Linked DNA regions of Homo sapiens: all the other regions are linked to region 3. Evidence: chromatin contacts called from ENCODE Hi-C or POLR2A ChIA-PET data. All regions are on one chromosome and are shown on one strand. Each heading gives the region's core, a stretch centred on a gene start or an enhancer-like site at or near the end of the contact. The rest is flanking DNA. Distances are from core to core; before and after follow the strand shown. Region 1 holds the start of SEPTIN4-AS1 (SEPTIN4 antisense RNA 1). Region 2 holds the start of TANC2 (tetratricopeptide repeat, ankyrin repeat and coiled-coil containing 2). Region 3 holds the start of BCAS3 (BCAS3 microtubule associated cell migration factor). Region 4 holds the start of MAP3K3 (mitogen-activated protein kinase kinase kinase 3).

Region 1 (6,464 bases), core at 3,594-6,093, 2.2 Mb before region 3:
TGCCCCTGCCCATCAGGGTCCTTCAATCCCGTGACTTCGTTAAACCTTTCTTTCCCCTTAGAATGGTGCCAGGTTAGTCATTCCACGCTCCTGGAAAGGGAAATGAGCTTTTTATTCCAACGCCCCTACCCAACCCTACTCCTTCAGCTCCATCTCTCCCTTGTTTCACATTCTGATCTCTGGGTAAGAAAGCCCTTCTTGGAGGAGAAAGGATTTCTTAGTCTGGGAAAGTGAAGAGCTAGAAGTATCGACCACAGAAGCTATACAAAAAAACGAAACTTGAAACCCAGGAGCAGCGGAGTAGAGAGAGTTGGGTAGAGGGCCAAGGAATAAGGACCAGGAATAAGGGGCTCAAAATGTCACCAAGAGTCACAGAGGGAGGTGGCTGGAACCCCAAACTTCCTGCACCTTGTAACTTTCAGACACCAGGGCTTTTGTCTTGTTTGGGGGAGAAGGGAGTAATAAAAGAAAACCTGACATTTTATTAAGCATCTACAATGAGCCAGGCAGTTTCTAACATTATCTCAGTAAAACTTTTCAAGCCCCAAGAAGTAAACCTTATCCTGTCTTACTCGTGAGACTCAAGCTTAGAGAGAAAGTATGTAATTTAACTAAGTGGTGGTGCTAGGATTTGAAATTAGATGAAGCTGACTGTGAAGCCCATGCTCTTTTCAGGGTAGCCCAGAAGAGAAAAAGAGGAGCTATCTGTTGGTGGGGGCCAAAACCAGCAGGCTTTCTGAGAAGAGACTGAACCAATAGTGCACACACCAAATCCACATGTCTATGGAAGGAAGGGAGGGAAGGAGGAAATCCTCTCATCTACTGAATTCTTTAACCTGCCCCTAAGCACAAGGGACACCTAAAAGACACCGAAGAGATACTACCAGGTTAAGGGCCTGGTCTGGGCCAGGGCCTACAGCTCTCTAGGCCTTTCCCATCTCACTGCCTCCTCCTAGCTCTTAGGAGTTAAGGGCTTCCCTGGACTTGGGGTGAGAGAAGGGCTGTTACAGTTAATGGAAAATTAATAGGATCATTGTAAACCACCTCTGGTGATATTCTGGGCACCCTGAAGATGCTATCCTGATAGATATTCAATCAGCTGTCACCTGTAGTGGCTTAACAGCAGCACCCTGGAACTAGAGAAGCCCCACAGTTTTGGTGGAGTCACTCCTGATATAGCATCCACAATATTCAAAGGACCCACCAGAAGTCCAAAGATCTTGAGATAAAGAAGGCCCAGCTTTTCAGACCAGAACACAGAGATTCTACCGGGGACCCAAGAAAAGCAAGAAGAGGGCTGTTATGAAGGGTTAATAGAACCAGTGGTGGGTAGGGAGTAGGAGGAAAGTGTGGGGCCTAGCACATGCAGAAAATGATTTCTAGAAGCTTCCAGTCCCAGTGCTGTATACTGGCTGATGTTTTGCAATCTAAAGAAACCCTAATTTATCTCCAGGGCAGATGAACATGTTTAGGAGCTGAACAGGGTAGCCTGGAGCTCAAGGTCTAGGACAGGTGGGGCAGCTTCACAGAGAAAGACACATGGATTACAGAAAACACAATGGCCTGAGGAAAGACAGGGTACTCACCATTCTACCGTGGCAAGGGTACTGGCTGCCTGCTTCTCACTGTAAGGAGACAGAGGAACATAAAAGTAAAGGACCCCATTAACATTACCATAGAATCAACAAATGACACACATCTACCCCTGACCTTCTCTACAACTCTTATTCTTCTCCCTCACAGAGACTCCAGTCTCTCCACAAGTCACCATGCCAGAGAGAGGCAATGGGAGCTACATGAGGAGAAAGCAACAAGTGATCCTGCAGGGCATGAAGTCAGCCACGAAGTTCTGAAACAGGAATGAGTGTCATCCAAGATTATTCAGCAGAATTCAGGAGTCCTGATTTCCAGACGCAGAGGGAGAACACTTCTTTCTCAGGGAGCAGAACTGCCAACTATGAAGAGACACAGGCTGCCCAACTGGGGCTCATTTTAGGCCCTGACTCTTGGGGTGAAGTGGCAGTAGTTGAAGGAGCATGAATCCACAGGAATGTTTTGCCAGTCTCTGAGTCTGGGAGTAGTACCCACCTGACCTGTTTACTGGGGGCAGAGTCCAGAGTGGGACAAGAGGGAGGGGACCACAACCTGTGATCAGAGGGCAGCAGGGCTGCACAGGTCCTCCTGAGTGTATTTGACACCAAGTGGGGTGGAGGTTATGGAGAGGAGGCCACACAACAGGGACAGAATCAGGCCAATCCAGGCCTTGGAGTCAGCATCTGTCCAATGAGCCCAAGTAACAGGGATTTCAGGATAGGGCCTCCTAGGCTCACTTAGGGAGCCAGGCCTAGGTTTCACTGACACTTTCCTTCATGCCTGCTTTCCTCAGGCAGTGCAGCAGAGCCCTGCGGGAGGCTGCGGGGATAAAAGCCTCCATCTGTGGTACTGCCCACCTCCCTGTTCACAGTATCCTCTTCCCTAGGCCATTCTCCCTCATGGGGGAACCGGCAAGAGGCAAGCCAGAGGTGCTGCCTCACCGCCCACTGGCAGCAGCCCCAGGGAAGGAAGGGAGGGAAGGAGGGACAAGGATCAGGCCTGGGAGGCCCAGGGTTTTCAGACCTAGGGGATCTGGTCCCAGGGGGCGGGCCAGGTTGGCAGGGGAGCCCAGGTGCCCAGGTTCTAGGGGCGGAGCCTAAAGACTGGGAGGCGGAGCCCCAAATGACAGAAGGCGGGACTCAGGAAAGCCGGTGGGGGCCAGGGCGGAGCCGGGCAAGACGCGGTCGTTGCGGTTCCCAGGCTTGCAGTGCAGGGGGCACGGTGACTCACCCAGGCGGCGTCCGCCCGACCCTCTGAGGCCGCGCTCTTGCCACTTCCGTCTCCCGCAGCTGCTGAGGCCGCGCAGTCCCGACCCCACCACAGTGCCCCTCTCCTGAACCAATCATATCTCTAGCCTGTACCCGCCCTGGCCAATGGCCACGCCAAGTCCCGCCCTGCCCCCATCACGCAGCCACCGCCCTCACTCTCGACCCCACTCATTGGTCGAGTCGGGCAAACGCCCTCCCAGCCTTTAGCCAATCGGATGCCTAAAGACGAGACTATACCTGGAGGAAGGAGGCGCGGCGCCGGAGGGGAGACGCGACCAATGGGAAATCACAGCGCGTCCTTGCGGCAGCCAATAGGAGAGCAGTAAAGAGGGGGCTGCTGGCCACTGCTCTGGGGACCGGAAGTGGAGGCGGCTCGTCGCCTACTGGTAGCGCAATTAGAGGCGGGCATTGTAGGTTACATGCCTAAAGCCACTTCCGGTGATGGCCCCGCCCAGGAGGTACTTCTGAAACAGGTCCCCAGTGGCACCTCAGTTTATCCATTCCCGTTTTGGTTTCGCAGCTGTCATCCGGTCCCAACGCCAGAATAGGAGAAAAACCTGCAGGCTAAGAGAGAAGGGAGGGCTGGGCCTGAGGTTCAGTCTTGGTCATCTCCGACTGGCGGCGCTAGGATTTCCCCCTTCCTGTGTCTTGATGGGTTCCTCCAACACTCACTTTGTATCGATAAACGACCCTGCAGTTCTTCACGACCTGCATTGCGCTGGCAGTCCTGAGTGAAGAACTCTCCTCTCATCCCAGAGATGGGAAACCTGGATCTGAGACTGCCAGCTAGCTGCGGCCTCCTAGTCTGTAAAGCGAAGGGAGACCAGGACGCTCCCAAGGACCCGGCTTATCGCCCCTCCCTTTCCTTCCCGGGGACCCAGAACAGACCACAAGACGGAGGGTGGCCGCTGGAGGTCGCCGTGGCCCCGCGATACCACCAACCGACAGAAATGGAGAACAGTTGATTCAGATTCAGCTGATATTCTCAGGTCTGGAGCGGGCCTGAGCGCTTTAATTAGCCCGGGGCTAATGTCCTCACCCATCTTTGTTTATAGAACGTTGAAACTCCAGTACTGTTGGTAAGTTCCAGGAAGACAGGAACTTTGCACTACTTGAACTCCAGGGTCTAGAACAGCCTGCAATCTAGCAGATGCTGTAAATTTTTTAATTAAATACTGAACTCCTGTAGGACGGTGATTGTGTTTTTATTCATTCCCAGCACTTACTATAGTGTTTGGTGATTACAATGGCTGCAGCATTTGTTCAAAGCTCTATCACAGGCTTTCTACAGTGTAGAGCTTAACCTGCCTATCCCTTTTCCCAGATCAGGGGAAACAGAAAGTCAGGAGGTTGCACGCAGTTAATACCTTGTGTTTTCCCAAGGGCAGGTATCAAATACAAAACTGCGTCCGCCGCAGCTGGAATACGCACAGGCATCAAAATGGGGCCTTTTGGGCCGGGCGCGGTGGCTCATGCCTGTAATCCCAGCACCTTGGGGGGCCGAGGCGGGCGGATCTCAAGGTCAGGAGATCGAGGTCATCCTGGCTAACACGGTGAAACCCCGTCTCTACTAAAAATACAAAAAATTAGTCGGGCGTGGTGGCGGGCGCCTGTAGTCCCAGCTACGGAGTCTTGTAGTCCCAGCTACGGAGCTTGCAGTGAGCCGAGATAGCGCCGTTGCACTCCAGCCTGGGCGACAGAGCGAGACTCCGCCTCAAAAAAAAAAAGGGCAGGGGGGACTTTTGGACAGTCCTTTAATATTGGGGAAGTGCCCCAAATTTCTTTTTCTTTTTATTTTTCTTTTTTTTTTTTGAGACGGAGTCTCGCCCTGTCACCCAGGCTGGAGTGCAGTGGCGCCATCTCAGCTCACTTCAAGCTCCGCCTCCCGGGTTCAGCCATTCTCCTGCCTCAGCCTCCCGAGTAGCTGGGACTACAGGCGCCCGCCACCACGCCCGGCTATTTTGTATTTTTAGTAGAGACAGGGTTTCACTTTCTCCTTAGCCAGGAGAAGTGCCCCAAATTTCTAATCCCTTAAGCCAGGACCTTGGTAGCCCTGAGGTGTGATGGGAGACTCTGGACAGAACCACCTGTTGACCTATCCAGGACCCAAATATGCACCACAGGTAGGAATCTTTTTATTACCAAAGGTACTGTATGTGTGAAAGATGGAGAGAGACCCAGACCCCAGATAACAGAGGCATGATAGATATGATCGTCAAGATGGAGAAGCCAGGCTGGATTCTAAGCAGGGACTTAGAAGGGGAAAGGAAGTGGAAAGTTTTCCCCACTCTCCCTTCCCTACTAAAAGCCAGAAACCAACATCTTCTACCATTAGCCTTTCAAAACTGGGTCCCAGGATCTTGATCTCCAGGTCATAAAAATACACACAGGGACACCAGAAGCCACCTACAGATTTATTAAACTTTATTTCCTCTGAGTCTCTGGGCAGTCAGCAGGGATGTAAGGCGAAGTGGCAGTAGCTGAAGGGGCCTGAGCAGAGCTGGTGCTGGGAGGGGCCGGCATGGACAGGAAGAAGAGGAGGAGATTTAAATATCCAGGGCTGAAAGCCAGTTAATAGTTCTCCTTCATCTGTTTTTGTATTTTGTGTAGCATCTCCTGCATCCGCCGCAGCTGGAATAGGCACAGGCATCAAAATGGGGACTTTTGGAGAGTCCTTTAGTATTGGGAAAGTGCCCCAAATTTCTAATCCCTTAAGCCAGAACCTTGGTAGCCGTGAGGTGTGATGGAGACTCTGGACAGAACCACCTATTGACCTATCCAGGACCCAAATATGCACCAGAGCCAGGGATCTTTCTATTACCAAACAAAGAGATACCAACGTTGGTGATCAAACAGGAGACCTCCCCTATACCCCATACTGCTCTCACCTCCTCATCTTTCTCTCGGATAAGCTTCTCAGTTTCTGGATCTGTCCCTGGTGGGACAGCAGGGATGGGGAAGTCGGTACCACTTTCCCGAGTCAGTTTGCTAAAGGGAGAAAAGGGTTGATAAGGCGAGGAGGACCCCAGCACCCGCTTAGATTGAGCCCAGGGCCTATAGAAGAACAAAAGTAGGGCTTGGTCTCACCCAAGGCTAGGCTTGGGATCTCCCCCTGCCAGCTTTGTCCTGGCTTCTGGTCATACTTGCGATTCCGTTCCTTCACCACCAGGCGGGTCATGCTCTGGATGCACTGTGCCCGGTAGTTCTCATAATGTGTCTCCCGTGTCACATCCTTCAGGTCCTGCATGTGGGTACGTACCAGCATTGTCCTCAGCTTCACAAAGTCGCAGTGCCCTGGGTTTTCCACTGCATAGCAAGGCTAGGGGTCAGCCAGAGGCATAGGTAGGGGAGAGCCACTGAGGGCAAGGAGATACCCTGGTCACAGGCTCAGTGCTTTACCTTCCACGATGCCCCAGGGGTAGAGTCGACCCCGAACTCGCCGCCCTCTGGCCTCTACTACAGTGTTGCTGCCAATTACTGCAAATGGGATGCTTTCCTGGAAGAGGTTAGGGGTGCCTGTCAGCACCCTCTGTTCTCACCTCTTTCTTTCCACCTGTATCGTCATCTTCTCTGCTTCATTCTAGGAAGCCAGGGTCCTTTCCC
Region 2 (6,035 bases), core at 1,694-4,193, 2.3 Mb after region 3:
TGTCAGGGACATATTGTTTCCTCCTCAAAGTTAGAGTGTGGCAACAAATTATAAGACTGGACAGTAGAACGACCTGGAAGAGAATTGGCAGAATAGAAGGATGGTGGATGATCAAAAGAGCGAAGCAGTGAGTTCATTCCTGGACACTGCCCACATGAAAATGGGATTTGGGAAAGGTTGGCTAAAAGAAGTGGTGACTGATCTTTGGAAGTATGGTGAGGACAGTGAGTCAGAGTTACTCACTTTATCAGCGCAGGGGACCATGTGGGTTACAGCTATCAGATCTTACTGTGGGTAAATCCAATAAAGAGCTCTGTTGCTAAAATTGAACAATTACAGTGTTTTTCTAATTTCCAGGAAAAATGGGTTTAAAGGTTTTCATTTTGTGAATTATTATTAATTTTTTGGTACTTCCTACCTTGTAAAAAAGTTGCAAATAAATTTAAAGAGAAAAACACAGACATATTATTTCTTAAAAACACATTATTTTTTGGCTGGACACAGTGGTTCACGCCTGTAATCCTGGCACTTTTGGAGGCCAAGTTGGGTGGATCACATGAGGTCAAGAGTTCGAGACCAGCCTGGTCAACATGGCAAAACCCCATCTGTACCTAAAATACAAAAATTAGCCAGGGGTGGTGGTGTGTGCTTGTAATCCCAGCTACTTGGGAAGGAGGCTGAGGCACAAAAATCGCTTGAACTCGGGAGGCGGAGGTTGCAGTGAGCCGAGATGGCACCACTGCACTCCAGCCTGGGTGACAGGTCGAGACTCTATCTCAAAAAAAAAGAACAACAACAACAACAAAAAGCCCCCATTTTTTTATTATGTGATTATGTGGAGATTTGCATAACCATAAAATTGCCAGATTTAGTGCTTGTAAAATTGTGTCAATTCCATATGGCAGAGTTAAATCTATCTGTATTTCATGATGCTCCACGTTGAGCACCATAATTTCTAGAGACTGCCACCTGAACTAGTTTGAAAACCAACATTACACCCCTGACTGCCTTTTGTTATTTCTCAGAGAAGGAATGTTATTAGCCTCAGTGGAACTCGCAGGGAAAGGCTTAGATAGAAAGTAATCTTAAAAAAAAAAAAAAAAAAGACCGAAGGAGAATTAAATAGGGTAAATTCAAGTGTAAGAAGGATAACATAATAGCTCCTGTTTCCTGAGTCCTTATTGTGTAACAGGATTTGTGCTAAGTATTTTCCAAAATTTTGTTTCATCTTTACATCCATCTGTGAGGTAAGTATTAATATCACCCACGTTAGACAGATGAAGAAAGGAAGGTCCGGAGACCTGTTCAAGGTCACACAGCAGGTAAGTGTTGGGTGACACTGAGATTCAAACTGAGGTTTTCCGACTGCAGTGATGATGACATTGTAATGCTTCTTTGTGTGTATGTGATTTTAAAAAACTGACATGAAGTGCACAGATCTTTTTGCATATGTATACACCCGGGTAACCATTAAGATATTGAATATTTCCAGCAAACCAGAAGGCTCTCTCCTGTCCCCTCTCAATCAATTCCCCTGTAAGTAATCACTACCTTGCCTCTAATACCATAGGTAGATGGGTTTTCATTAGATTAATCTAACTTTCTGGAGTTAACACCAAAAGATTCCATATGTCAGCCCTTCACCTTGCCATGTTAGCTGTATTATTCAAAGCTGCTCTAGCTCTGACTTTGCAAGCATTCACTGTAAAGAAGAGCTGTTGGATGGACATGTTCATATCCAGTTTCTTGTATTGTTCTGAAATTAATACTAATTTTTGAAAATCGAAGAAACTCCTGGATGAAGTGCTACAGGATGGGGCAGATTAAAGTGCTGTTATCAAACAAACCTCTCTACCTTGGAAGCGCCACAGACAGAGCTTCCTTGATTGATGTAATTTGGCGCATCTATTTCCAATCATGTCATCTGATTAAGAAGTTGGATGACCACGAAAGGTCATCTCAGTTTATGGAAGGGAAGGCGAGCCGGGCAGAGTTGGTAACGGTGATTGCTTCGCATCATCTTGCAGCACGCGATGATGTTTATGTCCCAAATACCTCCCACAGCCGACTTGCTGTTTTATGATAGGAGGGAAACAGTAGAGGGGAAGAAGATCTAGGTGGAGGGTGAAATATGACCTAACATCGTTCGACGAGGTATTAATGTGGTGGCTTTCCCGCCCTTGTCGACCAGCTCTTAAAACCACGCTACTTCTTAGTCAACCTGGCAGTGACAGAAGCAGCGCCACGACTTTACCTCAGGTTTGCAAGCTGTGGTTGGTGAATTTTCAGCCATTATTCTAAATAACAGTCTCGGTCTCCCCACAAACCCCACTGTTGTTTTGTTTTTCTTTCTCATTCTGATTCTCCCCACAGCCAACCGTGGCCTTTTGAAGTCGTCTACAAACTACCACTGAGAATCCGGGAAAGAATAACTGACACTTGTAGGCTTCGAGGACTCTCAGAGTGATATGTGCCTGAGGTGACCGAAGTGGGGGAGATCTAGGAGAGCATTCCGGTCATCAAAGCAGGAGGACAGGCCCTGAAATGGGCGCACGTGACAGCAGCAGCCACCTCGAGAGTGACATCACCCCTGAGGGCGGAGCCCAACTATGTAGGGCCTTGTCAGTTACCGAGCGTCCTCCCTGCTGCCCCTCCAAATGCCACCCACAAGTCCGAGCCCCCCGGGGATACGAGAAATGCCAGGACATCCCAGAGCGCCAGAGCCAGGGCCCCGTCTCTCCGCGCGGAGGAGGGCTGCGTCCCCACTCCCTCTTCCAGCCGTTCCCCACCCCCAAACTGTGGAAGGGGCGGGGGCGCGCGCGCTCCACCACGCACGCGCCCCCACGCACGCGCGCTCCCTCCGCGCTCGCGCCCCTCCCCACCCCAGCCCGGAGGGGGCGGGGCTGCGGGCGGCCTCAGAGGGTGCGACGCCCCCAGCGCGGCGGCGGCGCTAGCGAGCGGCCGGCGGGGCGCGGGTTGCTGGGCGCGCTGCTCCGGCGGGGCCCGCTGGCACAGCCGCCTCGCGCGAGCCGCCCGCCCGGCGGGGGAAGCTGCGAGCGCTCCGAGCGCCCGGCCTAGGGCCGCTGGCGCTGCCCTCCCGCCGCCACCGCCCTCCGCGCCTCCTTCGGGCGGCCCCGCCCCCATTCCCATCCCCCTCGCGCTCACCTCCCGGCTGTGCCGCGCGCTAGGCGGAGCGAGGCGCCCGCCGCCGCCGAGCCGAGCCGAGGGGCGAGAGCTGGCCCCCGAGCCGCCGCTGACAGGAGCACCGCCGCGGGCTGCGCTCGCCGGCTGCGAGGCCCCGCCGCGCCGTTCCGGGGTGCAGACTCGCCGCGGGGCGTTGGAGGACTGCGAGGTGCTCCGGGAATCGCGGGCGGCGCCGGCGGGCGGCGCGGTCCTCACAGGAGACCCCGGGGACTGGGGCTTGACCCGGAGGTGCAGAGAGCCCCTCAGAGCGGCAGGTAAGGGGCCCGGGGAGCAGGGCGAGGAAAGGTCGCTTCAGTGACAGGGTCGTTCGCCTCCACAGCCTCGGCTCCGGGGAGAGGGGCGGGGGCGAGCGGGGAGACGGCGAAATGGGCAGCGAAGTGCCTCGGTGTCCAAGGCGTGGGGAAGGCTGGCTCCGAATATGACACCAAGGCGGGCTTCAGAGGCGTGTGGGGTCGCCACTTGGCTGTCACCGAAGATGTCATGGAATTTGGTACCTAGAGCGTCTCTGGATGACGGGGACCAAGGATAAGATGCGAGGCGGATTGCTAAACGTGGCAGGGAATGTGGTGCAGAACGAGTTGCAAAATGTGCCCCCAGAATGCAGCATAAAAGTAGTTGCGAAATGTGCCAGGTAAGGCACAGGATGGGCTGGCCTCTGTGGCGTTGAAATTCATGGTCGAAGTGTTATTAGCGATATTAATAATTCCTCTGGGAAAGGAGGTGTAGCATAATAAAAGATTAATAAGGCTCATTGCTAGATATTTTGCCATAGGAAATCGGGAGGAGCTATGATAAGCTATTTTTTTTGAGGTAGAGAAAGTAACCACGTGAAAGAAAAAAAGCAAATTGTGTCTGGCTGTGAGATTGGAAAGAAAAAATAGGGCTAAAATAATTCCAGGTTTTGCCATCAGCGTGTAGAGCATTGGTACAATTGTATCCAGTCTTCATTTCCAGGTGTGGAATGTTTAGAATGGTCTTCACAAAACATAAACAATGATAATTAACATTAGGAAGAAGATTTGGTGTTTCGGGTGTCTTTCACTCTCTTCTCTGCTCCTCTCCAGGAAAAGAAACAAACAAAACCCCAAACGTCTTGACCATAATTATGAGTTAAAGATCATTAGGCAAAGGGAAGTATTTTTCGTATGTGCCCTTTTCCTGATTTTTACACAGGTGAAAATATCTGTAATGAGGAAAACAAAGCAGTGTGGTGAACAAAAGGGATAGATTTTCAGGCATTTTGAGGGGTTGGAGCCAGTATCTATCACAATGGTTAATTATAGAGAACGGCAGTACTAAAATATTCTTGTATGTTCTTGGTGTTGGGATGGTGAAATAAAAAAAAAAAAGAATACAGTAAATTGGCATAAAAAGCAACAACATGGATACTGTCAGTGGAGTGCTTCTTGCAGCATTTCCCAGGTAGATCCTCTTAGGGATGTGAGCACGAAATAAAACGTTAAACATTCTCTTTCTCCCTCTCTCTTGCTCCCCTCTGTATCTAGATATTTATTTATGTCTCTATATAGATATATGTGCATGTATATTATACATACATAAGAAATTACCAACATGCTGCAAAACATTGTGACTTCCATTTAAGAACATCTGTTTCGAGAGGATTGTCAGAACATAGCTGGAATTTCAGAAGTAACAAAAGACAACTCCATGATCTATTTAATGTAACTTATATGTATACATACAATGAGTGTGAATATACTATATAACAAAAGCAGAAATATGGAAATGTGTTCGTTAGAATGTACTTAATTATTGATGAGATTTTAATGTTTTATGTTATAATTCTTGTAAAGAAATTAAATTACATGTGTGAATGCTGTTCTCATTATAGTAATTTGCCAGATAATCTGAAAATTCATACTGATTGGCTTTCCCTTAGATCCAAATTCAGCCATTGAGGGATCATTTGCTTCAAAGACAAAAATAGATTTTCCTTGGTGATTGATTTTGGGTTTTAGTCTTTTCTGTAGATATGTCCCTTACCTTGAGAAGCTGTTGGGGCTGAAGAACAGAGGAAAGGGCCAGAGGAGAATAAAGAGAATTCTGTTGGGTCTTCCTGTTTTGTTCTGACTGTAAGCCATATGTACTGCCACCCCCTACTGTCTGTAGGAAGAGGTGTTACAGAGCCCGATTCTTTTCTTGTTATCACTGCCCCCTTGTGTAAGGGAAGAAATTGATAGTTGCGCTCGGGGAACCAGTCCTCTCAGATTGTTCTTGATAGAGTATTATGTAGATCTGTGAATCACCTATTTTCTTCAGAGTTGAAGGGCTTTAAACTTACTGTTAATCAGGCCTCAGATTTGGTGTCTATTTTAAATATAGGTAGCATTTGATGTTAGGAATTCAGATTGCTTAAGAATGTTTTTGGTACTTTCAGGAAGAGGGTGCAATACAATTACTACTACATTCTTCCCTTATTGTATGCAGGGGATTGGTTCCAGGACCCCCACATATGCCAAAATCCTTGCATGCTCAAATCCCGCAGTTGGTGTATGGAACCATGTATAGGGAAAAGTCGGCCCTCAATATACTCGGTTTTTGCATCCCATGAATACTGTATTGCTTGAAAAAAATCTGCATAGGAGTAGACCAGCACAGTTTAAGCCCATGTTGTTCAAGGGCCAGCTGTACTAGTAGTAACAGCTCACATTTATGTAGCACCTATTCTTTGCCAGTCCCGTTGTACGTTGTTTTAATCAGTTCCAACACCCTATGAGGTATGTGTTGTTATTTCTGTTTTACAGATGAGAATCTGAAACACAGAGAGGTTAAATAACTTGCCCAATACTATATAGCTGAGAAGTAGAAGA
Region 3 (6,479 bases), core at 542-3,041:
CTTGCTTTAAAGTTAAACTATAAATTCCTCCCTTGGTTAGCTTAGTCTATGTGCAGAGATAAGCAAAAGCAGTTAACTTAGATATCACCGATGGGTGGGAGTGGGGAGTTTAGGAGCAAAATGGAGTTAGTCATGCTAGGCCTCCTTTTCAATGTTACAATTCCACATTATCAAGTTATTTCAATCCCACATTATCAAGTTATTTCAATATTTCCAAATATATTCTTCTTCTTCTTCTTCTTCTTTTTTTTTTTTTGAGCGAGAGTTTTGCTCTGTCGCCCAGAGGCTGGAGTGCAGTTGCACGATCTCGGCTCACTGCAACCTTCACATCTCGGATTCAAGCGATTCTCCTGCCTCAGCCTCCTGAGTAGTTGGGATTACAGGCGTGCACCATCAAAACCCGCTGATTTTTGTATTTTTAGTAGAGACAGAGTTTCACAAAGTTGGCAAGGCTGGTCTTGACCTCCTGACCTCAAGTGATCTGCCCCTCTCAGCCTCCCAAAGTGCTGGGATTACAGGTGTGAGCCACCGTGCCCGGCCTTTTCTTTCATTTCTTTTTTTAAAATTTTTTAAAATTTTATGTATGTATGTATGTATGTATGTATGTATGTATGTATGTATGTATCTATCTATCTATCTATCTATCTATCTATCTATCTATCTATCTGTCTTGAGAGGGACTCTCTGTCACCCAGGCTAAAGTGCTGGAGGGCAATGGCGTGATCTATAGGCTCACTGCAATCTCCGCCTCCTGGGTTCAAGCAATTCTTCCGCCTCAGCCTCCCCAGTAGCTAGGATTACAGGCATTGGCCACCACACCTGGCTATTTTTAGTAGAGACGGGGTTTCTTCATGTTGTCCAGGCTGTTCTAGAACTCCTGGCCTCAAGCGATCTTCCCGCCTAGGCTTCCCAAAATGTTGGGATTGCAGGCGTGAGCCACCACGCCCAGCCCACCACGCCTGTTAATAAGCTATACCCTCACGGACCTGTCATTGGCATTAAATTTGATAATACATTAGAGTATTGTATATGAAGTATACGAAGGCCTGTGCTGAGTGTTCAAGAAGTCAGTCAGTATTATTCTACTTATATTAATAAATGAACTGATGAAATGACAATGGCGAGATCTCGATCTTCAACAATAAGGGAGATGGAAACTGAAGCAAGAAGTGGTCTACAAACCTAGCTCAAATTGTTGAGATTACCGGCCGTGCCCCTTATTCAGATCAACCCCTCCTCGGCTGATCGCCGGCGCGAGCCAGCCTAGGCTCCCGGAAGGTAAACACATCGCCAAGGGCTGGGCAGAAGGCGGGTGTGGGACGGGTGAGTGGCCAGCTAAAAGTGATTGGCAGCTGCCATGTCCACGTGCTCCGAGCTTGGAACCAGCTGTCGCGAGAATTCGATGTAAACAGACCAGTCTCCCTGTCCTCCGGCTCCAACCTGAAACGCTCACGTGAGCGGGACAGGAGTCTGGATCATGTTGCTTTTCTTTTCAAAGCCACGAAGGTTCTGTCTTCCAAAAAAAATGTACATGTTCGTAATTATTCCCCAGCTGCCTGCGTTTGCAACCGAACCTGACACCTCGGCTTCACCCGAACTTACATGCTGTTGTGTTTTCCCTCCAGCCCCAGCGGATTGGACACATTCAGAAGGCGGGTCCGCCTCTTTCCTACTTGCTGGTTGGCGAAGCTGACCTCCAAGGGCGGTGCCCGGCCATAGCCGGTTTGCTTCTGGGATTGGCTAGAGGGGGTGGTTCCGCTGAGGCGTGGTAGGAAGTGGCTGCCGTCAATCACTCGGGGAGACTCCAAACAGTGAGCCTAGAGCTGGAGACTAGCGTTAACCGGCGGGGCGGCCGGTGAGAGGGCTGGCAGGGCTTTGGCTTTGGGGAGGCTTGGGGAGGACGAGGGACTGGCGGCGTGAGGGGACTGGGTCGGGCTGGCAGGAATTCGACAGGAGAGAGGTGTCGATACTGGAGGGGGAGGGGAACAGTGCAAGGGGCCGGAGGGCGGCCGGGGGCAGCGGTGGCTCCGTGTTGGAGGTTAAGTGGGCAGCGCCGTACGAGTGTCTTTCAGGAGACTGGGGCCTGAGTGGCTGGCGAGGGTCGTCCCCAGGAGACAGGGCCCTTAAAGGGCAGGGCTTGGGAGACTGTGGTTCGAGAAAGCAAGAATGGGATGAGAATGAGAGGGCTGAGGGGCTGGAGGTGCAGGTATCCTCTGAGGAGGTGGTGGCTCTGCTCCTTGGGGCAGAGGGTGTTTTGGTTGTAGGAGGTGGGGCGCACAGGTTTAGAGTTTTCACATCAGGTGTGAATGCTCCCTACTTAAAAATGGTTTTCGGTGCCTTCAAGATGAGTTCCAGGTTGTGGGCTTCCCTGAGCCCTGTAAGAGATCTTTGATATTGCTGTCAGTCCTCTTTTAACCTTAACCAAGCCGACTCCATGCTCTTAAAATCTCAGTGATTCAGAGGGTCATGAAACATTCTAGGATCAGGATTTACTGATGTGACGGGAAAGGGTAAAGGGCTGTAACAACGTATTAGTTTATGTTAGTTATTTGACTACTTGCTACTAGTCAAATAATTACTTGACTTATTTGTTATAGTAGCAGGGGGTTACGAATGTGATTTAAATTGTGATTTACTCATAGATTCCCAACAGGTTTAATTGGAAGGTAGAGTGATATCATGTCACTTGTTCCGTTTGGTCTTGAAATATTGTACCATGTGTATTTTCACTATCTCAACATAAAATTGCAGTAAATTCCCATCCCATGATCTGGTTCTCTCACCCTTGTAATTTATGTTAACAACAGACCAAGGGGTACAGCAGGAGTCTTCCTTACATTGTTTTGTGGTTCTGAGACCTGGTCCTATTAAAAAACAAAACAGGATGGGCGCGGTGGCTCAAGCCTATAATCCCAGCACTTTGGGAGGCTAAGGCGGATGGATTGCTTGAGCTCAGGAGTTCGAGACCAGCCTTGGCAACATGGTGAAACCCCGTCGCTACAAAAAAATATAAAATTTAGCTCGGCATGGTGGCGCTCGCCTGTAATCCCAGCTACTCAGGAGGCTGAGGCAGGAGAATTGCTTGAGCCTGGGAGGCGGAGATTGCCATGAGCAGAGATCGTGCCACTGAACTCCAGCCTGGGCGACAGAGCGAGACTCTATCTCAAAAATAATAATAACCCCCCAAACCCCTCATTATAATTTGAAAAAAATTAAAAACCTACTTCCTCCTTTTTTCCCTTTCTGGTGTAACAGGAATTTCTGGGAAAGTTTCCTACATTTGAGGCATTTTTGACAAGGGATCTCTAGTGAGTAATCATAAATCTTCCTCCCTACCCCCAACAACGATCCATGTTTTTCTGTTTTTTGTTTGTTTGTTTGTTCTGGAAACAGGTTTTATGAATGAAGCTATGGCTACAGATTCCCCAAGAAGACCCAGTCGTTGTACTGGTGGAGTTGTGGTTCGCCCCCAGGCTGTCACGTAAGCACATTTCAGATAAACCCAATAGCTGAAGAAAAGATTACTCAGAATACTAACATTTAGGTTTTCTTTATGAACAGTGGTTACTTTTGTAAAAATCTTTTAACTGTTGGCTTTATGGGATGAATAATAATAATTGCCAAGACCAAATGAAGAATTGGAGAGTTAAGTTGACGTATTCAGCACATTTACAGAGTACGTGAAGAGCACTATGCTAAATCCTGAAGAGCAGTGTTTTCAAACTCCAGGTTTAACAAATTAGTGGATTGTTAAATCAGTTTAGTGGGTCAGGAGTTGTAGTAGAAAATGAAATAGAGGCCGGGCGCAGTGGCTCATGCCTGTAATCCCAGCACTTTGGGAGGCCCAGGCAGGCGGATCACGAGATCAGGAGATCGAGACCATCCTGGCTAAAACGGTGAAACCCTGTCTCTACTAAAAATACAAAAAATTAGCCGGGTATGGTGGCCCCTGTAGTCCCAGCTACTCGGGAGGCTGAGTCAGGAGAATGACGTGAACCTGGGAGGTGGAACTTGCAGTGAGCTGAGATCGCGCCACTGCACCCTAGCCTGGGCGACACAGCAAGACTCTGTCTCCAAAAAAAAAAAAAAAAAGAAAGAAAATGAAATAGAATATAATAGAAAATTAGAAAATATAGCTGAGAGTTTGTATTGTTTCATGACATGCACATAAATATGTTCATGTGTATGTATATATTTACCAGACAGTGATGTAAAATGTATCTCTTTTAACTTTTAAGTTCAAGGGTACATGTGCAGGTTTGTTATATAGGGAAACTCATGTCACAGGGGTTTGTTGTACAGATTATTTCATCACCCAGGTATTAAGCATAGTCCCCATTAGTTATTTTTCCTGACCCTCTCCCCGCTCCCACCCAACTCTGATAGGCACCAGTGTGTGGTGTTCCCGTCTATGTATCCATGTGTTATCTATAAAAGGAATCTCTTAGTCTAGGTCTCTGTCAGAAAGTTTCAAAGTAAGTGTCATAGTATATGTCTCTGTTTTTGGCATTCTTTGACAAAGAATGTCTATACTTACTAGAGTGAGTTTATAATCTAATATGGTTTGAAGATATGTATACTTTTTTTTTTTTTTTAGATGGAGTCTCACTCTGTTGCCCAGGTTGGAGTGCAGTGGCGCCGTCTCGGCTCGCTGCAGCCTCCACCTCCTCCTCTGTCTCCCAGATTCAAGCGATTCTCCTGCCTTGGCCTCCCAAGTAGCTGGGATTACAGGCGAGCGCCACCAGGCCTGGCCAAATTTTGTATTTTTAGCAAAGACGGGGTTTTGCCATTTGGCCAGGCTGGTCTTGAACTCCTGACCTCAGGTGATCTGCCTGTCTTGGCCTCCCAAAGTGCTAGAATTACATGTGTGAGCCACTGTGCCTGGCCAAAGATATGTATACTTGAAGGCTGACATGGGAGGATTGCTTGAAACCAGGAGTTTGACACCAGCCTGAACAACATCCTGAGACCCTCATGCCTTAAAAAAATACAAAAATTAGCCAGGCATTGTGGCAGGCGCCTGGAGCCTTAGCTACTCGGGAGGCTGAGATGGGAGGATCACCTCGGCCCAGGAGCTTGAAGCTGTGGTAAGCTGTGATTGTGCCATTACACTCCAGCCTAGGTGACAGAGTGAGACTGTGTCTTAAAAAAAATATATGTCTGGGCGCAGTGGCTCATGCCTGTAATCCCAGCATTTTGGGAGGCTGAGGTGGGCGGATCACCTGAGGTTGGGAGTTTGAGACCAGCCTGACCAATGTGGAGAAAACCCGTCTCTACTAAAAATACAAAACTTAGCTGGGGGTGGTGGCAATAGCCTGTAATCCCAGCTACTTGGGAGGCTGAGGCAGGAGAATCGCTTGAACCCGGGAGGCGGAGGTTGCAGTGAGCTGAGATCGCACCACTGCACTCCAGCCTGGGGGACAAGAGCAAGACTTCATTTCCAAAAAATAAGAAAAATAAATAGATATATTTTATATGTATATATATTATTCTTTTTTTTTTCTTTTTTTGAGATGCAGTCTCGCTCCATTGCCCAGGCTGGAGTGCAGTGGCATGATCTCGGCTCACTGCAACCTCCGCCTTCTGGGTTCAAATGATTCTCTTGCCTCAGCCTCCCAAGTAGCTGGGATTACAAATGTGGATCACCACGCCTGGCTAATTTTTGTATACATATATATATATTTTTTGAGACGGAGTTTCGCTCTTTTTGCCCAGGCTGGAGTGCGATGGCACGATCTCGGCTCACCGCAACCTCCGCCTCCTGGGTTCAAGCGATTCTCCTGCCTCAGCCTCCCGATTAGCTGGGATTACAGGCATGCGCCACCATGCCTGGCTAATTTTGTATTTTTTAGTAGAGACAGGGTTTCTCCATGTTGTCCAGGTTGGTCTCAAACTCCCAACCTCAGGTGGTCCGCCTGCCTCAGCCTCCCAAAGTGCTGGGATTACAGGTGTGAGCCACCGCGCCCGGCCTAATTTTTGTATTTTTGGTAGAGATGGGGTTTCATCAAATTGGCTAGGCTGAAGCAAACAAGTGAATAAGTAAAATAATGACAGGCTGTGATTGTGCACCGTGTACTACAATGGAGAGTGACAAAGGAGAATACATATAAGGCTGTCCCGGAAGCTCTCTCAAAGGAGGCAGCACTTAACCCGGAGAACTAAAAGGAAGGGAAGGGGATGGGAAGGAATCCAGATAGAAAGAAAGGTGGTATAAAGGTCTTGATTCAAAGAAGAACTTGGTGTGTGCTAGGAATTGAAGTTGCATATGGCTGAATCAGAATAAGGAGAGTGGCAAAAAATGAGGTTGGAGAGGTAGCCTAATAATTTTCTTTTTTAGGCCTAATCGATTTTTGTAGGTCTCTAGGGCATATTGCTTTTTTAATAGGATTTATGATAAATCATATTATTTTCAAGTGTGATTTTTCACATCTCTTGAAATGGATTTGAATTAGTATTTTGATTTTTTCGTTGTTGTTTTT
Region 4 (6,899 bases), core at 2,444-4,943, 2.9 Mb after region 3:
GCCATTGGAGGGCTGACAGTGGGCAGGGGGTAGGGTGGCGTGATCTGAATTACATTTTACAGGGATCACTCTGGTTGCTATTGGGGAATCATTTGTTGGGCTGCCACAGAGGAAACAATGGAGGCCAGATAGGAGTCTGGGGCAGTCATTCAGGAGAGTAGGTGGTGGCTTGGATAAGGGGGGTGGGATGAGAAGTGGTTGGATTCAGGTGTGTGTGTGTGTGTGTGTGTGTGTGTGTGTGTGTGTGTATTTTTATTGTATTTTTTTTGGAGACAGGGTTTCACTCTATTGCTCAGGCTGGAGTGCAGTGGCACAATCTCGGCTCACTGCAACCTCCGCCTTCTAGGTTCAAGCGATTCTCCTGCCTCAGCCTCCAAGTAGCTAGGATTACAGGCCACCACACCTGGCTAATTTTTATATTTTTAATAGAGATGGGGTTTCACCATATTGGCCAAGCTGGTTTCGAACTCCTGACCTCAGGTGATCCACCTGCCCTGGCCTCCCAAAGCGCTGGGATTACAGGTGTGAGCCACTGCGTCCGACCTGATTCAGATACATTTTGAAGTGGGAGCTGAAAAGATTTGCTGCATGTTTGGATATATGGGTGTCAGGGAGAGAGAATAATCAAGGAACACTCCTAGGTTTGTACAGAGGGTCTCTGACTTACTATGGTTCGGCTTATACCTTTTTTTTTTTTTTTTTTTTTTGAGATGGAGTTTTGCTTTTGTTGCCCAGGCTGGAGTGCAATGGCATGATCTTGGCTCACTGCAACCTCTGTCTCCCGGATTCAAGCAATTGTCCTGCCTCAGCCTCCCAAGTAGCTGGGATTACAGGTGTGCGCTACCACGCCCAGCTAATTTTTTATTTTTAGTAGAGATAGGGTTTTACCATGTTGGTCAGGCTGGTCTCGAACTCCTGACCTCAAGTGATCCACCCGCCTCAGCCTCCCAAAGTGCTGGGATTACAGGTGTGAGCCACTGTGCCCCGGCCTCAGCTTATGATTTTTGGCGTTATGATGGTTCAAAAGCAACACACAATTCAGTAGAAACTGTGCTTTGAGTACAACCATTCTGTTTTTCATTTTCAGTACAGTATTTGGTAAATTACATGAGCTATTCAAAACTTTCTTATAAAATAGGCTTTGTGTTAGATAATTTTGTCCAACTGTAGGCTAACTTAAGTGTTCGAGCACGCTTAAGATAGGCTTGGCTAAGCTATGATGTTCAGTAGGTCAGGTGTATTAAATGCATTTTCTACTTAACGATTGTTCATCTGATGGTTTATCTGGACATGGCCCCATGGTAAGTCGAGCAGCATCTGTGCTTTAGCAATTGGGAAAACAGAAAGGAGCATGGCAGCTCACACCTGTAATTCCAGCAATTTGGGAAGTTGAGGTGGGAGGATTGCTTGAGCCCAGGAGTTTGAGACCAGTTTGGGCAAAATGGTGGGACACCCCCAACTCTACAGAAAATTTTTTTTACAAAGGCTCTACTCTACCTGACAAAATCTTATTCCTTAGTATTTAATTTCTCTTCTTAGGGAGAATTTAAATTTAATTAAGTAATTTAAATTAAAATTTTTTCCTGGCAGGGGTGGATAATGAAAAAAAGGTTGAGAAACACTGGCCTAGTGCAAGAACATGGCCTTTGGGAGTCACACAGGCTTGGTATGAATCCTGGCTCCACTACTTGGACACAGTGCTTAACCTCTCTAAGCTTCACTTTCATCATTTAAATGCCCACAGTATTAGCATAATAACCTTAGAGTTATTGGAAAAATTAAATGCAATGACGTGCCTGTTATATTGATAAATACTAATTTTCTTTCCCCTTTATCCCCGCTTTCAAGAATAGAGATTATTATAGTTAAGGAACTCCAGTAAACTGGGTAGAGACCAAATCAAGTGGGAATATGGCAGGCTTAAGCTTGTTGGAAGAAAAAGAAAACAGGACAAGGGGGCTGATTAAATATACGGAGATGAGTGTAAAGAAATAAGGGAGGCTGCTTGCAGTGGCTCACGCCTGTAATCCCAGCACTTTGGGAGGCCGAGGCTGGCGGATCACCTGAGGTCTGGAGTTCGAGACCAGCCTGGACAACATGGCGAAACCCCGTCTCTACTAAAAATTCAAAAATTAGCCGGGCGTGGTGGCGCACGCCTGTTAATCCCAGCTACTTGAGAGGCTGAAGCAGGAGAATTGCTTGAACACGGGAGACGGAGGTTGCAGTGAGCCGAGATCGCGCCACTGCACTCCAGCCTGGACGACAGTGTGAGACTCCATCTCGAAAAATAAAAAAGAAAAAGAAAAGAAATAGGGGAGAGCCCAAGGTAATTCTTAAGGGATTTGACACTCAAGGCAAAGCCACCACTAAATGTTCTTAGTGGACAGTGGACAATGACATCTGAGGAAGATTATTCTGGAGCCTGACATATTACACTGGAACAGAGGCCGGAGAAAGGAGCCCACATTAATTGTGGTGGACTTGGAATCTGAAGATCTGAGTGTATAAAATGTTGAACAATGAAAAGGTTGGGGAAATTAATTATGGTGCCTTTAATTTTGAAACATCATGCAATCAGTACAATTGTTTTGGAAGGATATTTGGTGGCACGGGAAAACAGAATAAAATGTAAGCATACTACAAAACAATACAAAGCCATTTTTGTCAAACGCCTATCTAGGTAGGAAATAGATTATCTCTGGGGTGGGATCTTTTCTTTTTCATAGTTTTCTGCATTTTTCAATTTTCCTACAAAAAGCTCGTGTTGCTTTTATAAGAAAAAAGTTATTTTCTGAAAGAACCTCTGGCGGAACTCAGATTTCCAGGGACCCACATGCCAGCACTATCCCAGCCTCGGGTGTCTGAGGTACCTAGACCAGAGGGTGTGGCCCTGGAGGTGTGAGACAGGGAAAGCTGGGCTGGGCCGGCCGCCCCTGCCCGGGGCAAGAGCAGCGTCGGGACCGGAGGACCAGTCGGGGGATGGGGCCGCAGAGGTGGCCGCGCGCCGGGAAGTGCTCAGGCCAGACCCTCCCCACTCGTTACACGCCCTGTGCTGGGCACGGGGAGGAGCAGGACGCCACCCTCTGGAACCACCCAGATCGCTGGGGCCTCCGAGAACCCGGAGGGCGGAAGGCCTGAGGGCCCCCTGCAGCCGCCTACTCCTCACCCCAGCCCTAAAGTAGCCGGCGGGGAACTGCGCCAGCCCGCGCGCCCGCCGAGCCTTCGGTGACTGACGGGAGGTGGGAATGTGGGCGGAGCCTCACGCCGGAGCTGTGATTGGAACAACCAACACCTCCCAATCTCTCCCAAGAGAGGGAGACAGCACCAGAGAGGGATGCGCAGAGGCGGGGGCTTAGAGGCCTCTACGTGATTGGCTAACAGCGCAGGGAGCCGGGCGCTGTCCCGATGATTGGCAGGCGCTAGACAGCCCTCGGAAACCGCCTTGGCTTCGCCCATTGGCATCCTGTGAGAGTAGGCGGGATTGGTTCATCGTGTGGTGCTGATGATTAGCTGGCCGCTGAGAGTTAGGGTGTTGGGAGAGAGTTGGAGGGGGACGGCGGGGGCTGCCGACTTCCTTCTTGTTATTGGCTGGTGAGGTGGGTGGGGGTGGTGCGACGGCCCAGCGGCTGCCTGGGATTGGTGGGGGCCGGCGTGAGTGACAGACAGGGGGGCGAGCTGCGCGACCAGCGGTTTGTTTTTCGGAGCGTTCCTGAGGTGGAGAACGGTGGCCGGACGGAGAGACTGCGGGTCTGAGGGACTGGCGGGCGGGCGGGCCGAGCGGCGCCGCCGAGGCCGGGCTGGGCCGAGCCCAGGAGCGCCCGGGATGTAGCGGGCCACCCTGCCGATGCCACAGCGCCCGGCCGCGGGCGGAGCCGGAGCCGGAGCCTGGGGAGGCGGCGGGGGCCCAGAGCGCAGCCCGCGCCCCCCGCGCGGAGCCAGGCCCGCTGCCGTCCCCGCCGCCCGGGCCCCCGGCATGCAGCCCCGGCTGCGGAGGTGACACTCACGGACCTTAGCCACCGCCGCCGCCATCGCCACCATGGGTAAGTGTCGCCACCGCCCCGGCCTGTGCCCGCGCTGCTTCGCGACGCCCCGCCCCAGGCTGAGGGAGGAGGACCCTGGGCCACCGCCTGACAGGCATGGACAGCCCGCCCGGCCCGGGGCTGCGGACCGCCGGCCGGCCGGCCGCCCGCCCCGCTCGCGCGCCGCGGCCCGGGCGGGGGTTCTGGCTCCGCGGGGCGGCCCGGCCGGCAGAGCCCGCTCGGCAGCCCTCCTTCTGGGCGGCGCGGCGGGCGCATCCCGGGGAAGCGGCGGCGGGACCGAGGGCCCGTGCTCCGCGGGGCAGCCTGGTCCGAACGAGCCGGACCGCGAGCCCGAGGGCGGGGGAGCAAGAGCGCAGTGTGGGGCCCGGGCTGGAGGCTGCCGCAGGCCCAGCTGCTGTTGTGTCTTTTCCTTGATTTGCTTTTTTTTCCTGCCTGTGTCATTTCCTTCCCTTTGCTCACACAGGCCGGCCTGTGAGAGTTCCCGGGGCTTGCTCTCCAGCCCTGTGCGCGCCCCAGCGCAGGGGGGAGGGCGTGCGGGGCTCGGCTAGGAGGCGATTAAACTGGAGCTGTGATCAAGCGCGCGGTTGACAAATGCGTGCTGCACGCAGATTGCTGGGGGTCAGGAGTTGGTCGGATGCTGCCAGTTAGAATTCACATCCTACTTTTTGAAAAATCCCGTTGCAGGGGTTTAATCCATTATTTTTTTCTTGCGGTATCCCTGAAATTATGTAACTTTTGAAAGAAACATTTGCTACACAAAAGAATTTCTCTGAAATCACTTCCTTTTTGTCAGTATTTACAATTTCTACTGTGAAGATGTAATCTAAGGAAAGCTTTTAATGTCTTCCGCACGTAGCATTTGAGTTGAATTATATTCCATATCCTTTTTGGTAGTTTAGCAAATGACTACTGGACTAGACTAAGAAATAACATTTTAAACGTTCTTTACTTCTCCTGCCCAGACAGGTGTTGTGATACTGTTGTCACAAGTTTTGCAAAATATTTGGTATTGCCCTAAATAATAATAAAAGGGTAAACTTCAGTGAGAGGATCGTTTGCAAAACGTTCCGTTGCTTCTGTGAAGTGCCCCATGTGAAGAGGGAGCCTTAATGTTTGCCTTGCCCTATAGCAAGGTCAAGTCCTTTTTGTAGGAGGTTAACTGTACGCTATGTCAAATTCGCCAGATATTGTTTTGTGACCCATCTCTACACCCTGGCTTTGAATGAATTGCCTTGTTCTAGTTCATGCTGTCCCTCATACAGTATGAGAAGGGTTTGTTCATTTGCTGGGCTTACTGTTTCCTTCTCATGCTTTCCTTCAGAAGTGCGTGCTCTTCTGAGGGAAGGTCTGCTGTGAGAGTGGACATAAAAGGAACCCAGTAAGGCCTGGTATTTAAATATATAATTGAAGAAATGTTTATTGAATTTTTTTATAGATGAGACACAGAATTCTTGTCTACCCCAGGATTCAAACATTTATCTTGTATTATAGATTTTGAATAAATCTTCGAATTGATTTATGAGCCTGTATTGTGATAGTCTTTCTTACAAGTCTTTTTTCTTGTCCTGTGGGGGCAGCTGTTAGTCCCAAAGGAGAGTGTGAAATACTTAAGGGTATGTAGACCATCCACTTCCTACTTTGTTGACTGCTACACCAGTTAGAGTGCCCACATGTGTTGACTACATCTCATTATCTAACATGAAAATAGATATGAACCTGTTTTCACATTTCAAGACATTTTCAAAAAGTTTATAAGTGTGTGAGTATATGGAGACCAATGATGGGGAGGAAGGAAACTATATAGGCTGGGTCTAGAGCCCCAAAGAAAAAAGGGCCAGGACCTCAGGATCTTCTCATTTGTCCCCACATCAGTTGTCCTCCTGTCAGTTTTACGTGAAGACACATGTAAAAGGAACATGCAAGAGGAATTAACTTCCCTGGTGGCTGCAGTATATTAGGCAAGCTAGTTTAAGAACCACTGCCCTAGCTTTCTTCACTTTCCCCCATACAATTCTCTCCATCTTTTTTGTGAGGGGAAAGTAGATGACCTTGATACACTGTTAGAGCTAATATTGAATTCTTCTTGACACCTGGCTGTTCAATTTGCTTTGTATAGAGCTCATTGAGGATATGTATACACAGATACATTCACACACAGTCTCTCTCTTAAATACTAGTTTCCATTTTGGTGATGAAAATTTGAATTTCCAGTTTAGTTAGTTTGCTTTTAGTTGCTGTAGTTCTAAATAAACTCAAAGGATTGATAAGAGAGAAACATAGACTTCTTAGTATTTTAGTTATACTTGTTAAACTCCAGCCTCATGAAGAAAGGACTAAAACTTGAGTCTCTGCCCTGCAGGTTCTTTGGTTAAGTAACAGTCACATTTTCCTGAGCTGTTCTAAGCCCAAGACTGAAGCCTGTTTGACAACTTGGGTTAATAAAAACATGTCAGATTTTATATTGTCTGTTAGCCCCAATGAATTTCTAGTGGAAATTATTTATCTCTGTAAATAATAGGAAATTTTTTTTTTTGCTTTGATACTATGTGGCTATAAAAAATTGGGATTGACTGGTTGTTTTTTCTTGGTCACTCCAGAATTCATTTCCAGATTTAGTAATCATAGTGGCAAATGCTGTTCATAATACCTGAGATTGTTTATGTGGTCTTTTTATAAACGCAGTCTGAAACTTTATATATCACTGAAAAATATGTAACAACTTGGAAATGCTACAGGAAACTATAGTGAATGGAGTACAGGATTACAGATGATCTGGTTCTGGTTTGAAGTCAGAATTATTGTGACTTACAGACACCTTGTCTAGGGTTCCAAGGCTGTTAGGAGCTCCCTGTTAGAATA

Evidence for each region. Hi-C counts contacts between places; a loop is a spot of excess contacts on that map. ChIA-PET counts read pairs that join two places held with the same protein, here RNA polymerase II (POLR2A). Pooled maps may share reads with other maps.
Region 1: a map of ascending aorta shows a loop between it and region 3 (23-fold over the local background). The contact joins the promoter of SEPTIN4-AS1 here to the promoter of BCAS3 in region 3. A Hi-C loop is called at or near these places in 6 of 168 maps with a recorded cell type or tissue (B cell, CD4-positive, alpha-beta T cell, ascending aorta and 2 more), 1 of 37 single-sample maps with no recorded cell type and 16 of 50 pooled maps. POLR2A ChIA-PET finds 5 or more read pairs at or near these places in 1 of 52 experiments (CD4-positive, alpha-beta memory T cell).
Region 2: a loop to region 3 is called in a map of CD4-positive, alpha-beta T cell, with 7 times the contacts of the local background. The contact joins the promoter of TANC2 here to the promoter of BCAS3 in region 3. A Hi-C loop is called at or near these places in 2 of 168 maps with a recorded cell type or tissue (CD4-positive, alpha-beta T cell and naive thymus-derived CD4-positive, alpha-beta T cell) and 5 of 50 pooled maps.
Region 4: a map with no recorded cell type shows a loop between it and region 3 (29-fold over the local background). The contact joins the promoter of MAP3K3 here to the promoter of BCAS3 in region 3. A Hi-C loop is called at or near these places in 1 of 37 single-sample maps with no recorded cell type and 9 of 50 pooled maps. POLR2A ChIA-PET finds 5 or more read pairs at or near these places in 1 of 52 experiments (endothelial cell of umbilical vein).

The regions. Positions count from the first base shown.
Region 1 is chr17:58,514,994-58,521,457 of GRCh38, forward strand. It overlaps SEPTIN4-AS1 (SEPTIN4 antisense RNA 1), which reads left to right and starts at 4,844. Exons shown (of 5, transcript NR_110810.1): 1 at 4,844-4,984. It overlaps SEPTIN4 (septin 4), which reads right to left. Exons shown (of 14, transcript NM_001368771.2): 11 at 6,261-6,357; 12 at 6,005-6,167; 13 at 5,750-5,849; 14 at 5,263-5,492. The coding sequence ends at 5,433. It also overlaps a transcript of MTMR4 not described here. RefSeq lists enhancers at 3,403-4,148, 3,496-3,595.
Region 2 is chr17:62,963,292-62,969,326 of GRCh38, forward strand. It overlaps TANC2 (tetratricopeptide repeat, ankyrin repeat and coiled-coil containing 2), which reads left to right and starts at 2,944. Exons shown (of 28, transcript NM_001394998.1): 1 at 2,944-3,458. RefSeq lists a silencer at 2,831-3,020.
Region 3 is chr17:60,676,060-60,682,538 of GRCh38, forward strand. BCAS3 (BCAS3 microtubule associated cell migration factor) reads left to right here and starts at 1,792. Exons shown (of 24, transcript NM_017679.5): 1 at 1,792-1,855; 2 at 3,394-3,481. The coding sequence starts at 3,399. RefSeq lists a silencer at 1,172-1,925 and enhancers at 1,344-1,513, 1,684-1,833.
Region 4 is chr17:63,618,724-63,625,622 of GRCh38, forward strand. MAP3K3 (mitogen-activated protein kinase kinase kinase 3) reads left to right here and starts at 3,694. Exons shown (of 16, transcript NM_002401.5): 1 at 3,694-4,040. The coding sequence starts at 4,037. RefSeq lists silencers at 2,935-3,004, 3,615-4,004, 4,095-4,154, 4,395-4,444.